Linked DNA regions of Homo sapiens: region 1 is linked to region 2. A link is an interaction called in ENCODE POLR2A ChIA-PET data of the cell type or tissue named here. Cell type or tissue: GM12878. All regions are shown on one strand. Links, peaks and the distances in the headings refer to the core of each region. The heading gives the core; the rest is flanking DNA.

The links. Peaks named below come from ENCODE experiments on the same cell type or tissue, not always from the same donor. Only the 100,000 strongest peaks of a DNase experiment are listed, where the experiment ranks them.
Region 1: POLR2A ChIA-PET joins it to region 2 with 10 read pairs; 2 of 35 experiments call an interaction of 5 or more read pairs at or near these places.

What each region holds. Positions count from the first base shown.
Region 1 is chr1:208,180,427-208,188,750 of GRCh38, reverse strand. The region is part of intron 3 of PLXNA2 (plexin A2); the gene reads left to right. Among named protein-coding and RNA genes, the nearest start is that of PLXNA2, 60 kb to the left of the region's middle. RefSeq lists an enhancer at 7,932-8,324. In GM12878, for the core only: no CTCF peak of the experiment used is centred there; a DNase peak (open chromatin) is centred at 1,020; H3K4me3 peaks cover 1,148 bases; H3K27ac peaks cover 1,731 bases.
Region 2 is chr1:207,864,652-207,872,975 of GRCh38, reverse strand. No RefSeq gene overlaps it. Among named protein-coding and RNA genes, the nearest start is that of CD34, 42 kb to the left of the region's middle. RefSeq lists a silencer at 3,765-4,154 and enhancers at 4,425-4,604, 4,685-4,734. In GM12878, for the core only: a CTCF peak has its summit at 3,746 (motif pointing right); no DNase peak of the experiment used is centred there; H3K4me3 peaks cover 2,540 bases; H3K27ac peaks cover 2,207 bases.

The DNA.
Region 1 (8,324 bases), core at 19-8,018, 320 kb before region 2:
GGATTCATAGCTCCATTTTTTTTCTTTTTTTTTTTTTTTTTGAGACAGAGTTTCATTCTTGATGCCCAGGCTGGAGTGCAGTGGTGCCATCTCAGCTCACTGCAACCTCCGCCTCCCAGGTTCAAGCAATTCTCCTGCCTCAGCCTCCCGAGTAGCTGGGATTACAGGCAACCACCACCATGCCCAGCTGATTTTTGTATTTTTAGTAGAGATGGGATTTCGACATGTTGGCCAGGCTGGTCTTGAAATCCTGACCTCAGGTGATCCTCCTGCCTTGGCCTCCCAAAGTGCTGGGATTACAGGCGTGAGCCACTGCGCCCAGCCTATATCTCCATTTTGCAAATGGATTGAACTGAGATTATTGAGTCAGTAAGCAGTGGATCCTAGGCATAAATCCCTAGTTTTGTGGCTCAAAGTTCACAGCCTCCATGAGGGCTCCATACCTTTGTTGTGTCTTTTCTTCTATCCTACCCTAAAGCAGGCATTCAGCCTATCTTGCTAGAACCTCGTGACATGTAATCTCTGTAGGTTTTGGGCTACAGTAGGTGTAAAGGACAATAGGACATGGGTTCTTTCCTCAGGTGCCTAGTTGAAGGCATGAGATAAGCTTGCCTCCTTTGTTCTTCCCCTCAAGACGTGATCTGGGGGCTCCATTCTCATAAATATTCAGGTGCGCGTCACTGGTGGTGGTGCAATGTGGAGCTGGGGGAGAGAAGCCCAGAAATCGGGTGGGCTGAGCTCAGTCCCAGCTCTACAGCCACTGACCTTGGGGAAATCACCCCAGTTCTCTTATCCCTAAAATGGAGACATTGATCATTTCAGTTCCTCCTTCACAGGATCGTGGGGCAATTTAGTGAGATGATACGTGTGAAAGCAACAGTAACTGCACACCACTGCACAAATGTAAGGGTTAGTGCTGCCTTCTCTCTGCTACCTGACCCATCTGATCAGCAGCATCAGAAAGAACCTAACACCTGCAGGTTTTATCCCGCAAGTACATGGCCTGGTAATGCTCTGAAGGTGGAGAAAATACTTGCCAGGGACTTTTACAAGATCCTGGTCATTGTGCTAACAGTAAGGGAAACAACAGTCCAGATAGGACAGAGTACCTTGCAGACGTCTTCGCATAGCACTGGCTGGTTTGCTGTCTCTAAAAAATTTTTTATCTTGTGAGAGTTTCAGGTTTGCTTTCATGAGTCAGCTTTAGGGAAGTAAGCTGAAAGCACAGTGCAGAAAAGATTTCAGAGCTCGAGTTGTTCAGGTGGTGTTCTTTGGAGCGCATTTGTTGTTCAGGCTGTTGCTCCTGCTTCCCTCCCTTCCAAATCCAGCCTCCCTACGGTCTCTCTCACACACACAGAACCAAGATCAGCCTCTCTGGGCTATGTAACAAAAACCATCTTTCTCTTGCTGGTCCATGACATAACCCTGCCAGTCTGGGAGCTATTACTTTTTCCAGATGTGGAATAATTGCAGGGCTAATCACCCCTGGAGACTGCTGGGACCCTTCTCTAAGGGTCTCCAGGTCCTTTCATTTAATCCTCATGACAGTCACTAACAATAAAGAAGAAAGTGGTAGATGCTGAGTGAGGAGCTAAGATATTTGTCCAGAGACACAGCAAGCTGCATGTAATTCTGGTTCAAAATTCTTAGGTCTGCAAAAAAACTGAAAAATGTCTCTTGTCCCTCCCCCACCTTCCTACAGGAAGGATTTTGTACAAAATAACATTGCAGGCCGGGCGCGGTGGCTCACGCCTGTAATCCCAGCACTTTGGGAGGCCGAGGCGGGTGGATCATGAGGTCAGGAGATCGAGACCATCCTGGCTAACAAGGTGAAACCCCGTCTCTACTAAAAATACAAAAAAAATTAGCCGGGCGCGGTGGCGGGCGCCTGTAGTCCCAGCTACTCGGGAGGCTGAGGCAGGAGAATGGCGTGAACCCGGGAAGCGGAGCTTGCAGTGAGCCGAGATTGCGCCACTGCAGTCCGCAGTCCCGCCTGGGCGACAGAGCGAGACTCCGTCTCAAAAAAAAAAAAAAAAATAAAATAACATTGCAATTCCCAGGACAGCCCTTCATTCCTTAGCTACTTCTCTACAGATGTGGGGCCACCTACTCTCCCCCTATCCCATTTTCTCCATCACCGCCTCCTGCCTCCAAGCCTACCTTTCTGAAAGATGTTCTTGACACTGTCATTAAACAGCTGCCAGCAACACCTGCTGGCATTCTCTGTTGCAAAGATAACAACCCAACTTTAAAAAGAGAGAATACAAAACAAGAAAGGCTATGGGAGGTGTGGTTGTGGGTTTTGGTTTTATTGTGTTTTTTTCCGTTTGTTTGTTTTTTTGCCAAATTACATTTTGTACATTTCTCTGTTGATTCTCTTATTCCTTTGCATTTTCTATTCTCTATTTATGAACCCCCTCTCCCAACCCCCACTTTAAAAATCAAGAAAAGGAAACCTGTTTCAGGATTAAATATGGTGTCAACATGTGGCTAGGATCTGAATACCTCAAAGAGAAGTCACAGGGGTTGTCTCCACCTACCCAAGCCTTTAATGGTGGAGAAGGAAAGATGGATTTAAAAAAGACGGAGGAGCCAGCCTTTTCCTCCTACCCTCCTGGGCCTCCTTCCAACAAATGATGATGCAGGGTGATGAAGATAGCGCTCTCAGAATCTGTGCCTAGTGATAACTCCCTCAGAAAGTCATGGGGATGCTTTCCCCACCTGTGCGTGTACACTGGTGTTTCTTCTGTTTATGCAAGGAGTCATTGCAGGGAGGGCTACATCTAGTCTGCTGCCCCAGTGGTTGCTAAGTCTTGATAGACACCACCTCTATCTGCCCTGCCCTCCTGCTCACCCACAGAGATGTGGCCCATTCTGAAACCACCAGCACCTCTTCCTTGCCACACCTGTCTCTAAGTGCCATTGGATCCCACTGCACAACTAATTCCCTTTTGCAGCCAGCTGGAGGAACACAAAGCTTATTACTCTCTTAAGACAATAGCTCAAAAGTGATAGTTTCTTTTTTTTTTTCCTTTTTTTTTTTTTTTTTTTTTTGCTTTCAGAGACCAACAAGGAATAAAGGGGCAGCTTCAGCTTCAGGAAATCGAGTTGTGTTTTGTGTTGCCAGGGGGTTGGGGGCTGGCGAGGGCTGAAGAGGTTGGGTTACTGGAAGCAAGATTCAAGGGAGCTTTGCAGAGGTCAACCCCAAGCAGTCTTTGTGGGAACCATCAAACTGATGACTCTGCTGATTTTCTATAGTGTCATGGAAAAGGATTGTAGGGAATTCTTGCCAAGTCTTTAGAAGAAAAGATATATATAGCTAAAGACATGTATATTTATAGAGAGATATATGGATATATTTATGCCAGTCATGCCAATGAGCTCTGCAGCGAGGAGAGGCCTCTAGAGAAGAGCAGGGCACCAGGATCTCCCTGCAGCACTTTCTGGCCCTTGGGAAAAGGAAATAAGAACATCATCGAAGGTACCTGGATCTGTGGCCTTAATCCTGAGAGGCCCCACCTCCTGGACTGAGAGGGCCTCCTTAACAAGGCCAAGCCAGGAGTTTTCCTTTGAACGGTTCAGTCAAATCCCTGCAGCCTAGAAGACACCTTAGAAGGAAATCTTTCTGGGAGTCTTTGATCCCTGAGGAACCTAATGTTCAGAGCAGAGTGTGAGAGGCAGGGATTCCTTATGGGCCAATGCCAGGAGTAGGGAGGGGGCTGATGGGAGGGCTGAGTGCTCCATGCCTAAAAGAAGGGAAGAATGGCCCCAAATTCATTTTTGCTTCCACCTGTGGGCAAAAAGCTTAATTGGACTGTTGGGCTTGGAAGGGCCCAGACCCTGCTTTTAGAGGAACTGGGAGGCTTGCCTATTTAGCTGGGACCATCTGCTGGCCCCCCGCTTAAGCCTGGGGGAACAGCTGAGGCTTACTGAGAAATTGGGCTAAAGATTCTTTCCAGAAATCTCCCTGGAACTGCATGAGGCGTGTGTGTGTGTGTGTGTACTCTTTGTGATTTCTCTGCACCAGCGGATCTCTTAATGTGAGTAAAGCAGCGCAGGCTCAAGGGTGAGCTGGGCGGGAGGCTTTGCTGGGTGTGCCCAATATCTGGCTTTAACATCTCTCATTCCATCTCCATCATGTCAACAGCTTTCAAGATTGACTGAAGCATAACTGCTTGCTTCATCCCCAGCCTGTGTGCCCCTTCCATCCCTGCCTACACCCAACCCTGTAGAGGCCCTGGGGTGTGATGAGTAAGTCAGGGTAATGACACCACACCCACATTATCTAGGGCTGGCCTTGGTATACTTTCCTTGGTTTTTTTTTTTTTAAGCAGGGGGTGGAGAAGGGAGGCAGAATATGATTGCAAAACCTATTTGGCTGTAGCTACCACCTGAATTCCTCTTTTGCTACAGACAGCGTCCCCCTTCCTCCCCAGGCAAGTTAAATTGCTTAGGACTGGCAAAGAGACTCAGAGTCTAAAGAAAACCTTCGGGTTGGCAGAATAAACATTCTTACCCGTCCCTTCCCTCCTCCCTGTCTCAACCCACCCCACATCTATCCTCTGGGCCAGTTAGCCCTCATTCCTAAGGAGCAGGCTATCATGTGAACATCTGGGGAAATCAAGAATGAAAGTTACACTTGAGTAAAAACTTCCTAGAACAGCACTGTCCAAGATAACATTCTGTGATGAGAAAAAACTTTTATATCTGTGCTGTTCAATACAATAGCCACTAGCTACATGTGGCTATTGAGAGATTGACATATATTAGTGTGCCTGAAAAGCTGAATTTCTTATTTTACTTAATTTTAATTAATATAAGGATAAATAGCTACCTGTGGCTAGTGGCTATTACACTGGATGGTACAGTTCTAGAATATGAAGTAGAAATAACTTAGAAGTCTAGGGTACCATGAAAGCCTAAAGGAAAAGTCTCCAACTCTCAGTCCCAGTTGAAAAGGGGGCAGTTTTGTAAGATGCTACAGTGCAATTTCTTTTTCATCTGCCCCAGAATAAACCAAATTCCCAGCTTAAAGCATCAGACGGGCCTCTCTTGGTGATCTGTTTCCCAGGTAAAAGAAACTGAGGGGTAGATAAGCAGGAGTGGGGCCCAGCACCGTCCCCCACCCCCAAAGACCCCCCCCTCTCCCTCTCTGGCACCTGGCTCTGGCTTCTCGTCTACAGCAGGGACCCCAGTGGGGACGCTGCGCAGAATGGTGCTGCAACTGCGGACATCTGGTTTCCCTCCCATCTCTGCCCCTTCATTTCTTTTCTGTCAGCAACAGCTCCTGGCTGTGGATGGTCAGCAGAGTCAACGAGGCCTGCAGACCTCCTTTCCGGCTCCCTCTACTCCCCCATCCCCTGCTGAGGAAGGTTAAGGGAGAAAGAGAAAAAAAGAGACAGGAAGGCAGAGTGAGGGTGAAATGAAATGTTAGTGACATTCAAGAAAGTGAGTTCATGGGGCTCTCACTGCCCTCCCTCCGGATTCAGGATGAACCTTGTCTGGTTTATAAGCCATCAGTGGCTTCTCCCCTGTCTGAGTTGCCAAACTCTTGTGCCCCCACCCTCCATGGCTCACTGCAACACATGTGCCTCCTCCCATATCATGGCAGGTCCATCTGTGACCTTTGTTCTTCTGACCTCTCCCCTAGACGAAGGGGGAGCCCCAGAGGAACTTTCCCTCCCTATCCCAGACTGAATACATTCAACCTGCCTCTCTGTACAGCCTCCCCCAGTCGCTGTGGGTAAACAGGAGGAAGAGAGAGGAAAAGCTTTCTTTCTTGACTAGGAGGTTGGCAGCCCCAGCTTGATTCCACATGGGAAGAAGCTATTCCTTTTTCTGATCTTGGCTCCTTGGCTTTTACTGTCCCCTACCCCTAGCCAGAAGCTGCATTAATTCACCGGGTCACTCAGCAGCCAGAGTCTCCTCTAGGAGAGGCTGAGCTGCCCAACCTAGGAATGGGCTAGAACCCAGCAGTACTGGATGCAAACTCCCCGCACAGCTCTGCCCAGCTGAAAGGCTGCCCTTCAAACCCCTTTTCTTGCTCAGAACTACAGGGGAAAGCAGGAGAGCCCCTGTTTTGCTACAAACAAGCAGAGTGATGGCAAATACGCCTCAGTTTTCCTATCTGCAAAATGAGGAGACGGCCTCATAAGGCCCTTCCGGAGCTCCATTCCATGAATGCAGTGTCCCAACATTGCCACTCGCATGGGCAGAGCAAGACGCTTTCAGTAGCTATGGAACTGCCAAAAAATTCTCTTGCAGTTTTTTGGTGGTTCTGATTTCTTTTTTCTGTCTTTCTTTCTTTTTTTCTTTTCTGAGACAAAGTATCACTCTGTCACCCAGGCTGGAGTGCAGTGGCGCGATCTGGGCTCACTGCAACCTCCACCTCCCTGGTGCAAGCAATTCTCCTGCCTCAGCCTCCTAAGTAGCTGGGATTATAGGCAGGCACCACCATGCCCGGCTAATTTTTGTATGTTTAGTAGAGATGGGGTTTCACCATGGTGGTCAGGCTGGTCTCGAACTCCTGACCTTGTGATCCGCCCGCCTCAGCCTCCCAAAGTGCTGGGTTTACAGGCGTGAGCCACTGCACCCGGCCTTTGATTTCTTAAGGAAGAGAGATGAACCCATTGCTCATCTCCTTCTACTGGTTTGATTCCTTTTGTCTTGAGTTCTAAGCTCTGGAGCTGAGCTGAGCTGAGCTAGACTGAACAGGCCACGGTGAAAGAGACAGGAGAGACACTAAGTCAATTTGCCTTTGTTTGTATAGCAGCTAGAGCAGGGAGGAGTTGAAATGAGATAATAGAAAGAACTTCCTAAATGGGACACGGTCTCAGGGGAGTGTAACATTTTCTTTCCTAGCAAAATTTCAAAATAAGAAAGTTGGAGGAGAACATTTGCCTCCCAAAAGCTATTTTTCTGGACATAATTTAAAATTACAGCTTCTCCTCCTATCGCTCTGTATTCCGCCACTTCCCATCCCTGGACCTCATCCCTACCTTCACAGTGAACTCGGGCCCACAACGGCCTGGTCTACAGATGGCGGAAAGAGGTGGGAGGTTTTGCCAGAGAGCAGGGGTGAGATTCCCCTCCCAGCCCCTCTCTGACTTCTGACCTCTGCACCTTTCTTGCTAGTGATCCCTAAATTACTGGGCTGTCTAACCCTCTCTAGGGAGGAGGGAAGCAAACAGGGCTGACGGGAGGTGGAGCAGAGAAAGTATGAGGTGGAGGTCAGGGGTCTTTTCACAGTGTGTTTTGGCAAAGGAAGCCTGTGGAGCTGCCAGTGGGATCAGACTTTCATCTCCTGAGCTAGCCCCCTCACTGGGAAAGCAAAAGCTGTCACTGGAGCTGTGATTTGGAGCATGTGCTCTGGGGAACTAGGCTGCACCCCTCAGGGTCTGGCCCCCTGAAGGAAAGACCAGAGAACAGACAGGGCCTTCCCTGCACCCTCCTGCCACCACCCTCCTCAGCCTTAGGAGGTGACAGCAGTGCCTGGAAAGGGGCTTGCTCAGAAGGAAAAGGCTCGGTCTGCCTACCTGGGTCGGGAAGTGGTAGATGGGATTGTCCTCAGGGCCCCAGCCAGCATGAAGCCTCTCTGATGCTTCTTATAGCCCTCAGTGTGTTCCTATCACTCCAGAGAACCTCCCACATGCATTTGTCTCCCAGTCCAGCAAATTAAAATCTGAAAGGAAGGAAGAGGTCACAGGCTCAGAGCCTGGACACTAGAGGTTTCTCACTGAGTGAACTTTGGAAGGCTTGGAAGGCTGGAGTTTGGGGTCGCAGAGAAGTCAGCCTCCGCCATCCCCTCTCAAACTTGGGCAGGGGGAGACCCCAGAAGCTTGACATGGCCAGGGCCAATAGCGGTTACTCCCTTTCCCTCCTACCCCCATTTCCCTCATCACAGTCCTTTTTACCCCTCCTGGGATATCTTCCATCCCAGTTCCCCTCGATTGCTTTAGGGTGTGGGGCAATGACAGCGAATACTCATGAGGGGCAACAACTTCAGACAAAATCTCTGAAGACTCACCCGTGTCTCCACACTTCTTCCACCCCTTGCTAGCTGTGTAAAGTTAACCACTGTGACTCTCAGTTTCCTCGTCTGCCAAACGGAGTAAATAATAGTGCCTTTCTAGGATGGATGCCAATGTTGTTTGGATTCAACATAAAGCAGATGCAGAGGGTGTAACGCGGTGCCTGATACATGAAAGTTAAGCATGAGCTCTTGGGTTTTTGTTTCCCAGGTTTCTTCTCTCTTGGTGGCTCTTTAATGAATAGTGACAGTCCATACCCAGGCAGCCATAGCCACTGCCACTGCCACAGCCAAA
Region 2 (8,324 bases), core at 130-8,129:
CGATCTGCTCTGTCCCCTAGTTACTAAGCAGACATCCCCTTGCATTCATATGAAAAATAGCAGACACAGGGTGGGGTTTGGGGGCAGGTGTCTCCACTAGCAACAGCTCACCAACAGTTGATAGGTTATCTTGCTTAATCCTCCCAACAGCCATGTGATGGGCTATCAATCCCATTTTGCAGAATGGGGAAACTGTGGCTCAGAGAGGTTAAGCAATTTGGCCAGGCTTCCATGGGCTGTGACAAAGCACTTGGTAAGAGCTCAATAAACATTTGCTGATGGACAGAATTGAAAATATGGAGGAAATGGAAGATCTCCAGCTTCTGAGAAGCTCAGAGCCTGCGGGGGTCCAACTACACAGTAAAGGGGGCTGTCAATTGAGGTAGCCCCATTAGAGTAAGAGAAGGGGCAGAGATAGAGAGCATAGGGTCAGACCCAAGGCCAAGGCCAATTCCTCCCCACCCCATTCTTTCCTATCTTGGTAACTGTTGATATATAGTCCATTTTCTACCAACAACTCACCTCTGCCCCCTGTGCCTCAACAAACACATCCACACACACATAAAAACCCTTCAGAAGCGGTCAGTGGTGACATTTATGAGCTGCATGATCCTCAGGATGTCAACATGTACGTGTCCCAACATCGATACCTACTTTGGGGATGGAGAGAGGAGCAGTGGTGATGTGGCGGAGAGAGTCTGAGCTTGAAATCCCATGTCAGGCCTCTGTTCCTTGGCAACCATCTGGGTGACCTTAGGCAAATTGCTTTACCATGTCTACCTTCAGTTTCCTTATATGCAAAGTAGGAAATGTCAGCTGTCTATTCAAAATGTTATTGTGAGGATCAAGTGAAGTAATACAATACTTCTAACATATATATATATAGAGAGAGAGAGAGAGAGAGAGAGAATTTTAAAATTACAAAATACTTTGTTACACATATATCTCTGGCCACCTTCAGAGCAACCCTAATTATTATTATTTTCATTTTTTAGATAAGGAAATAAAAAACTCAGAAAGATTGAAATTCACTTGAAAACAGTGAATAGTGCTATTATTAAAAAGCAGTAGGCCTGTCCCACCCTATCTGACTTTTAGATTATGAAGCACCACTGCATTTACCCCCAGAGTCTCTCATCTGGGCTATGTGCCATGTTCAAAGCTTTCATTCATTTAATAAATATTTATGTGTTCCCATTTGGCACTAGGTATTGTGCTAGGCATTGAGGATACTATCGCAGAGGTATTAGTGTGGCAGGGAAAGCAGACGTCATATAAGAACAATAACAATATTGTGATTTTCATATTATAGCAGAGGAAGGGCCAGGTGGTGCAGGAGGAGACAGTTGGGAAACCTGAGGAATAGGTGAAACAAAGTCTCAAAAAGTCGGGGACAGCCAGGTGCGGCAACTCATGCCTGTAATCTCAGCACTATGGGAGTCTGAGGCAGGCAAATCGCTTGAGCTCAGGAATTGGAGACTAGCCTGGGCAACATGGCAAAACCCTGTCTCTACAAGATACAAAAATATTTGCTGGGCATGGTAGCGCATGCCTGTAGTCCCAGCTACTCAAGGGGCTGAGTTTGAAGAATCACTTGAGCCGGGAAGATCAAGGCTGCAGTGAGCTGAGATCACACCACTGCACCCCAGTGACAGTGACAGAGTGAGGCCGTCTCAAAAAAAAAATTGGGGGAGGACTTTTATCAAGATGGAGAGAAACATGGTGTTTAGTACAAGTGAAGCATATAGGTAAGAGTGGAGGCTGTGCCAAGACAGGAGGCTGGAGAGTCAGTTGGGCCCAGATCTAGGAGGCCTTGTGAGCCAGGCAAAGGAGTTTGAACCTCATCCTTAGTCCAGAATGAAACTGCATAAGAGTTTTACGTAGGGAAAGGATTGATATATTTGCAAGATCCTTCTAAATGGGATATTGTCTTAGTCCAAGCTGCTACAACAGAATACCACAGACTGAGTGGCTTAAACAACATTTATTTCTCACCATTCTGGAGGCAAGGTAGTCTAAGATCAAGGCATCAGCAGATCTGTGTCTGGAGAAGGTCTGCTTCCTGGTTTGCAGTTGGCCATCTTCTCACTGTATCCTCCCGTGTTGGAAAGCAGAGAGGGAGAGAGAGAGAAAGAGCACACAAACAAGCTTTAGGGAGATACAGACATTCAGTACACAGCAGATGTGGAGACTGGATCTGGGCCTAGTGAGGCTGGAGGCAGGTAGGCGAGTTAGGCTAGAGACAAATGCAGAAATCCCAGCAAGAAATAATGGTGGAATGAGCTAGGAATAAAGAGAGGGCCAATCTTAGAGATTTAAGATTTAGGAAGTAGAATCAGGATGTGGTGATTGATTGGCATATGTGCAAGAAAGGAGGGAAGTGAGATGGAAAAGTCAAGGATGACATCCACATTGCTTGTGCACCAGGCGGGTGGGGACATCCCTCACTGGACTAGGAGACACTGGTGGTAGAATATCTGCTATTTGGTATGTGTGTCCTGCATGAACTTGTCTTGCAACTTCATCCAGGAACCCCTAAATTATGGCTGCCTTGCCTGGAGGAGCAGGAATGAATGAGATAAGCCTATCAACTTGAGGATTCTGTTTTCCAGACGCCTAGAGGTCCATGTGGTGGAGCATCAGGAAGGGAGGAAAGGTGCAGGTAGAGCAAAGGCATTTGCTGGGCCTCCTATTCTCTCAATCCAATCTCTCTGATTACTTAAGAACTGTTTGTCGAAGGCATACCATGTAAGGCCCTTAGTAGTTGCAGAGGGAGAAACTGATCTTAAAACAGTTTTGCTATCTAGAAGGAGATAAGAAAACCAACCACAGAAATAAATACAGGTGTGTTTATAACATGTTAACAGCCATAAAAGACATACTCTCAGAAAACTGAGGTCATAAATGACATTGCTGATTGGGAAAATCAGAGAGGAAGAGGTTTTCGAGTTGGCCTTAAAGGACAGGTGGAATTTCTACAGGCGGAAATGTGAGGTTGGGCGTCCAGTGGAGATATCCCTGAAGGAGGAAAAAGCATGAGATAAGATGGCAGCGTATTCAGGTAATCACCAGCTCGCTCTTTCTGCTTAGGGTATCTGCACAAAGTGAGATATTAAGCTGGGATCCACGGAGCTTTGAGGAGTTTCAGAATTCCCTGAAATATTGTGCAAAATTATATTTCTGTATGCATGTGCTTTTTTTGAAGACAGGGTCCATAGCTCTTCTGCAATTCTCAGAAGGGTGTAGGTACAAGAAAAGGTTAAAAACAGCAGTTGAAATTTCCGAATTAGAATTTACAGGTAGGCTGGGGCATCTGTGCATGTGTGTTCTAACAAGCTCGGGAAGTGACTCAGTGCACACCTCGGATCTCTAGACGGGCCCATGGAGGCCTTGAGATGCCAGCCTCGAGCGCTTCCCACCCATTTCCCACCCCTCGATTCTCCACCCCCATTTTACAAGGAGTCACCAGCATCCCCACAGTCTCCACTGCCCTGGAAGAAATATGGCGAGGCAAGGTCAGAGGAACAGGGGGGAAATCAGAATATCTTGCAAAGACTCTGGAGTCCCCTTCAGAGACAGGGTGGGTGGGAGCTGCTCTGCCCCGAGTCTAGCGACGGCCACACGGCCTGACAGGTCTCCCGCCCCGCCGCAAGCCCATGGTCAAATTCTGGGAATTTCCGAATCAGTTGGCAGGCCCGGCTGCTGCAGATTTTCCCGGACACGAGCGTGCAGCGCCCGACGCGGCCGCTGGGTGGCGCCGCGCGGGACGCCGAGCGTGGGAAGCGCGGGCGCGCGGGCAGGCTGAGCTCACACGCCCGGGAAGCGGCCGCCGCGGAGCCGGCGTCCGCAGCGGCTGCGCATCTCGGGCCTGCAGCGGGGCGCTTGGCGGGCGGGGGCCGGGGGAGAGCCTGTTTGCGCAGTACCCCCGGAGGGCGGAAGGCCGCCGAGGTAAGAGCCGGGACTCGGCCAGGTGGGAGTGGGCACCTTGGGCCGGGCCTGCAGGGCGGTCCCCGAGCGTCCCGGGGTAGGGTGGGCTCCCTGGGGACGATGCCCAGGGCCCCGGCCGCGCTCCGGTCGCGCCCCACCCCGGCTGCAGCGCGGCCTTGGGGCGCTGCTGGCCTCGCCGCGGGGGTGGGAGCGGTCGCGGCCTGGAGCAGCTCCGGGCGGGCCCCAGGCTCTGGGGCCAGGGCCAGCTGCGCGCAGGGGTGAGTGAGCAGCCCCCGGGCCCTCAAGTGAGCCCCTGTCCGCTCCCCACCTTGCATTTCTCCTCTCCGCAGTGGGCGTGGTGCCCCTTTGCTGCAGAGGGGGCGCCCAGAGTTGAGGAAGGCTGCGGGGGAGAACGCAGAGACAGGTGGTTGAGGGGGCGAGGGCTGGTGCGCCAAGGCTCGAGGTATTAATGCGTATTTCTTTTTCCCCCCTTCTTCAGGGGGCGCGGAGGTCCGTGTGGAGGAGGAGGCGGGAAGGCCAGAGGCATAGCTCAGGAGAGGGCAGGTGCTGCGGGAGATCACTTGGCTCTGTCTCTGTTCAGCTGCCCCCACCCCTGCCAAATTAATAAAGTGGGTGTGGTGATGACGGTGGAGGAGTTTGATTAAGACCTGGCCCAAACTGCCCAGAACTGCCCCAGGCCGGCCGCCTAGTCCCGCGTGTATATCCGGGAGCCGCAGACTCTGAGCATTCTGTAGAGGGAGGGGGAATATTACCCGAAGGAGCTACAGCCACTGAGGCAGCTCCAGAGATAGGGGCTGCGGAGCAATCTTCAGGCTCACAGCCCAAGTTCATAGATGGTGAATTGGCCAGGAATGGTGGGAGATGGGGGCTGTAGGGAAATAGGGTAATTTCCTTAGGACCCCTTCCTTCCAGCTTTGCAACCGTAGACCAAAATTTGGGATCTGGCATTTGTCAAATGTGCTTAATTTTTTTTTCTTTCCCTTTCGGTTTGTTTTGTTTTTTAGAGAAACAGCAAGTGACAGAGCAGAGGAACGGCTGGCCCAGCCAATCCTGGAGCTGCTGTTGCAGCACTTGTTCCCCAAACAAGTGCTCCTACATTCTGGTAGGAGGACAGAGAGGAGGGGGCTACTGGTCCACACCCCTCCCCTGCCGAGGACCCCATGGCTGCTCCCCTGCAGGAAAGGCAGCTAGGCTGCCTTAGGCCGGATGGGCAGAGGCTGCCATGGCCCAGGGTGGTGACGGTTTTGCGGCCCCTCCCTGCTGCCCAGAGTGGGAAGAAGAGCGCAGAGCCTGGCAAGTTTCTCTCTGTGTCCTCTGGGCTGGAAGGAGCAGGTATAGACAGGGCCGAGGCAGCCAGGGCCTGGTGCTGCTTTGGCATTGGTGGCAGGAGGGCTGAACCTCCAGCCCCTTGGGTTTGGTTCCACCCCTGGCCTGTCCCTGGCACTCGACAACTGCTCCTGTGTGCTTATTGGTGCCACCATGTTATATAACGCTTATATAATCTTCCAGGGCGAGCACTGTGTCTCCGCTCTCAGGTCACGCAGACACGGTGTCCGTGTGGGAGGCAGGATCTGTGGAAGCCTGTGGGTGAACCTACTCCCCCGATCCCCAACCTGGCTCCTTCTCCTGATCTCAGCCATAGGAGGGGGGCTGGGAGAGCCAGGTCCCTCTCCACACCAGCTGTGTGGGATGAGAACACGGTTGGCTGGGCAGTTTTCCTCACCTTCCTGCCCCACTAGTCCCACTTGCCCTGTCTGGTAGAGCAGAAGCCATCCTTGTGCTTTGATACCAGCTCTTTGTTTTGGGGGACCCCTGGCATGGCAGGTGGCATGGCGAGATGAACCCCAAAATGTTGCAGTGGAAGAACACATGGTACTTAGGGTTGGATAAAGAGAGGGAGAAATTAGCTCTGCCTTTGAGGAGCAAGGGTAACTAGAAGGATGGTGGTGGCATTATAAGAGATTTGGAGCAGGCCTGGGGCTAGGGGATGGTCAGGGAAGGGTGTACAGGGAAGTAGATCAGACAGCAAAGATAAACATGGTGTTCTTTTACTGTACTCTCCACTGGGCTGTCCCTGGTTACCGGGGCAACAGAAGCAGTGATGAAAATCATGCCTTTCGTTCAGTGGAAAAATTTGGCTCCTCCTCCCGGCTCTTCCTTCTCTAAATCGCCTGTGACCCATTGAGAGGGTTATGCTTCCAAGGATCAGAGAGAGACCCCAGCATGTTTTCATCATGCTCCCCTTTCCCCAGTCTTCTTTATCATCTCCCCTCTTCCTGCATCCCCTGTCTCCCCCCACAGCTCGGCAGTTGGCAGTTGCGTAGGAGTTGGAGTAGATGCAGGGGGAAGGGCATGGACGTCATCACAGGGCAGGGTGAGCAGAGCGTGGGCAGAGATGTGGATGCAGGAATGCCTGGCACATGAGGAGGGTCCAGCATTGATGAGCTAGATGGAGCCAAAAGCCTGTTTCTGGGCTGGTAGGAGCTGAGGTGGGCAGGGTGAGATGATGGTGGGCCTTCAGAGTTCAGCAGTCTGGGTTCGAGGGAGTAGGAACTAGGAAGGGCCTGAGGTTTCTTGTGCAGATATCTTGTGATGAAAACTACCAAACCGTATCCCTTTTTGAAGTTAAGATTTTTGTTTAAGTTTTTTCTTTCATCTTGTGATGAAAACCGTGATTCATTCATTCAGCATTTATTGTGTGCCCCCCATATTAGGTGAGGTTCTGGGAACTGGGAAGCCGAAGGTGAGTAGCACTGGACCTTGACCTTGAAGAGACTGTGGTGAATGAAAGGAGGATGAGTATATGGGGGAAGATCTGGCATTGTTGCAAGCCTGGAATCTGGGGTCCCCAGCAGGAGACTAGCAACATACCAGATCGGAGGTGATAGGTTAGGGTGGAGCCTGTGGAAATGAAGAAGAAGAGATAATTTGGAGTGCTACTCTGGCTTGAGGACAGGACGTGGGGAAGAGAAAGTGCTGAAATTTTGAACCTTAGTGATTTATAGAAATAGAAACATTAGAGTTCAAACTTGTTTTGGGGAGTCATGTTTGATTTTCTTTTAGACATGTTGCCTTCAAGATGATGGCAGGGTATCCAAATAAAAATGTTTATGGTCAGGCAAGTAAAATATGCAATGGAAGTCAGTTCTGGGAAAAGATTTGAAGGATATTGGATTATGAAGCTTGAAGGTGGGTAGAGGTAGATCCTAGGGCCTGGGGCATTACCTGGAATTGAGTGAGGCTGTATGCCTTGTACTGGTTTATTATCCCAGGGCTTGCCCAGACCCTGGACATTTCTGCTAACAAAAACCCACATCTTCTACCAAACCATATCCCTTTTTAAAGTTAGGATTTTTGTTTAAGTTTTCCTCTCCCTAGTAACTATGTCCAGGTATACCTGGAAAAACACACACACACACACACACACACACACACACACACACACACACACACGCATGCACTTATTTCCCCCAAGGTCTTGTGCCATTTGCTTATAGCTCGGGGACGTGCTGTAGAAATGTGCCACAAGTCTTTGGCCTCTTCTAGCAAGCTGTTTATCACCCTGGAGGAGTAAGAGCACTGGACAGAGTCAGGAGACTTTTGCTAGCTACGTGATCTTGGACACACCACTTCCTTTTCCAGGCCTAAGTGTCTAGTCTTAGGGATCTAGCTTCTTCCAGTTCTGAAGCCCTCTGATTTGATGTCTGGAAAGCTTTTTCCACCTTTGCCCAGGTTTCTGATGCAGACCAGGCTTTTTGAACAAGTAGCCTAGATTTCTTAGTACCTTGTGGGAGGGACTAGTAGGGATGGAGGCCTAGTCCCCAGAGTGGGTCCCTGTCTTCAGTGTGGATAGGAGCCCTCCGGGTGGATGGGAGCCTCTGTTCCTCTTTGGAGCATGGAAATACTGGAAGAGCAGGTTTTCCCAATGACCAGGGATTGCAAACTGTGGCCCGTGGGCCGGATTCCTGTTTTTGTAAATAAAGTTTCACTGGAACAGAGACACGCCCGTTGTTTGTGTATTGTCTGAGGCTGGTTTCATGCTACAAGGGCATAGTTGAGTAACTGCAAGGGAGCCTGTATGCCCCATAAGCCTAAAATATTTACTATCTTGCCCTTTAGGATAAAAGATAAAAACTTGTCAACCCCTGCTGTAGACTACCAGAAAAGTGCTTGGCCTTTTACTGAGGATGCTTATGATGGCTATTTCAGATTTCTAGGGTTCTTAAAGATTCTGCATTGGGCCTGTCTTTGTGATCCCATGAGAGGATGATCTGGTAGTTGAAATAGTAGATTATTAGAGTCAGCTCAAAAATAGTCACTCTGTATCTAGGAAAGCTCTTTCATTTTCAGCCTTTTCCCTGGAGCCTGGAGGCCTG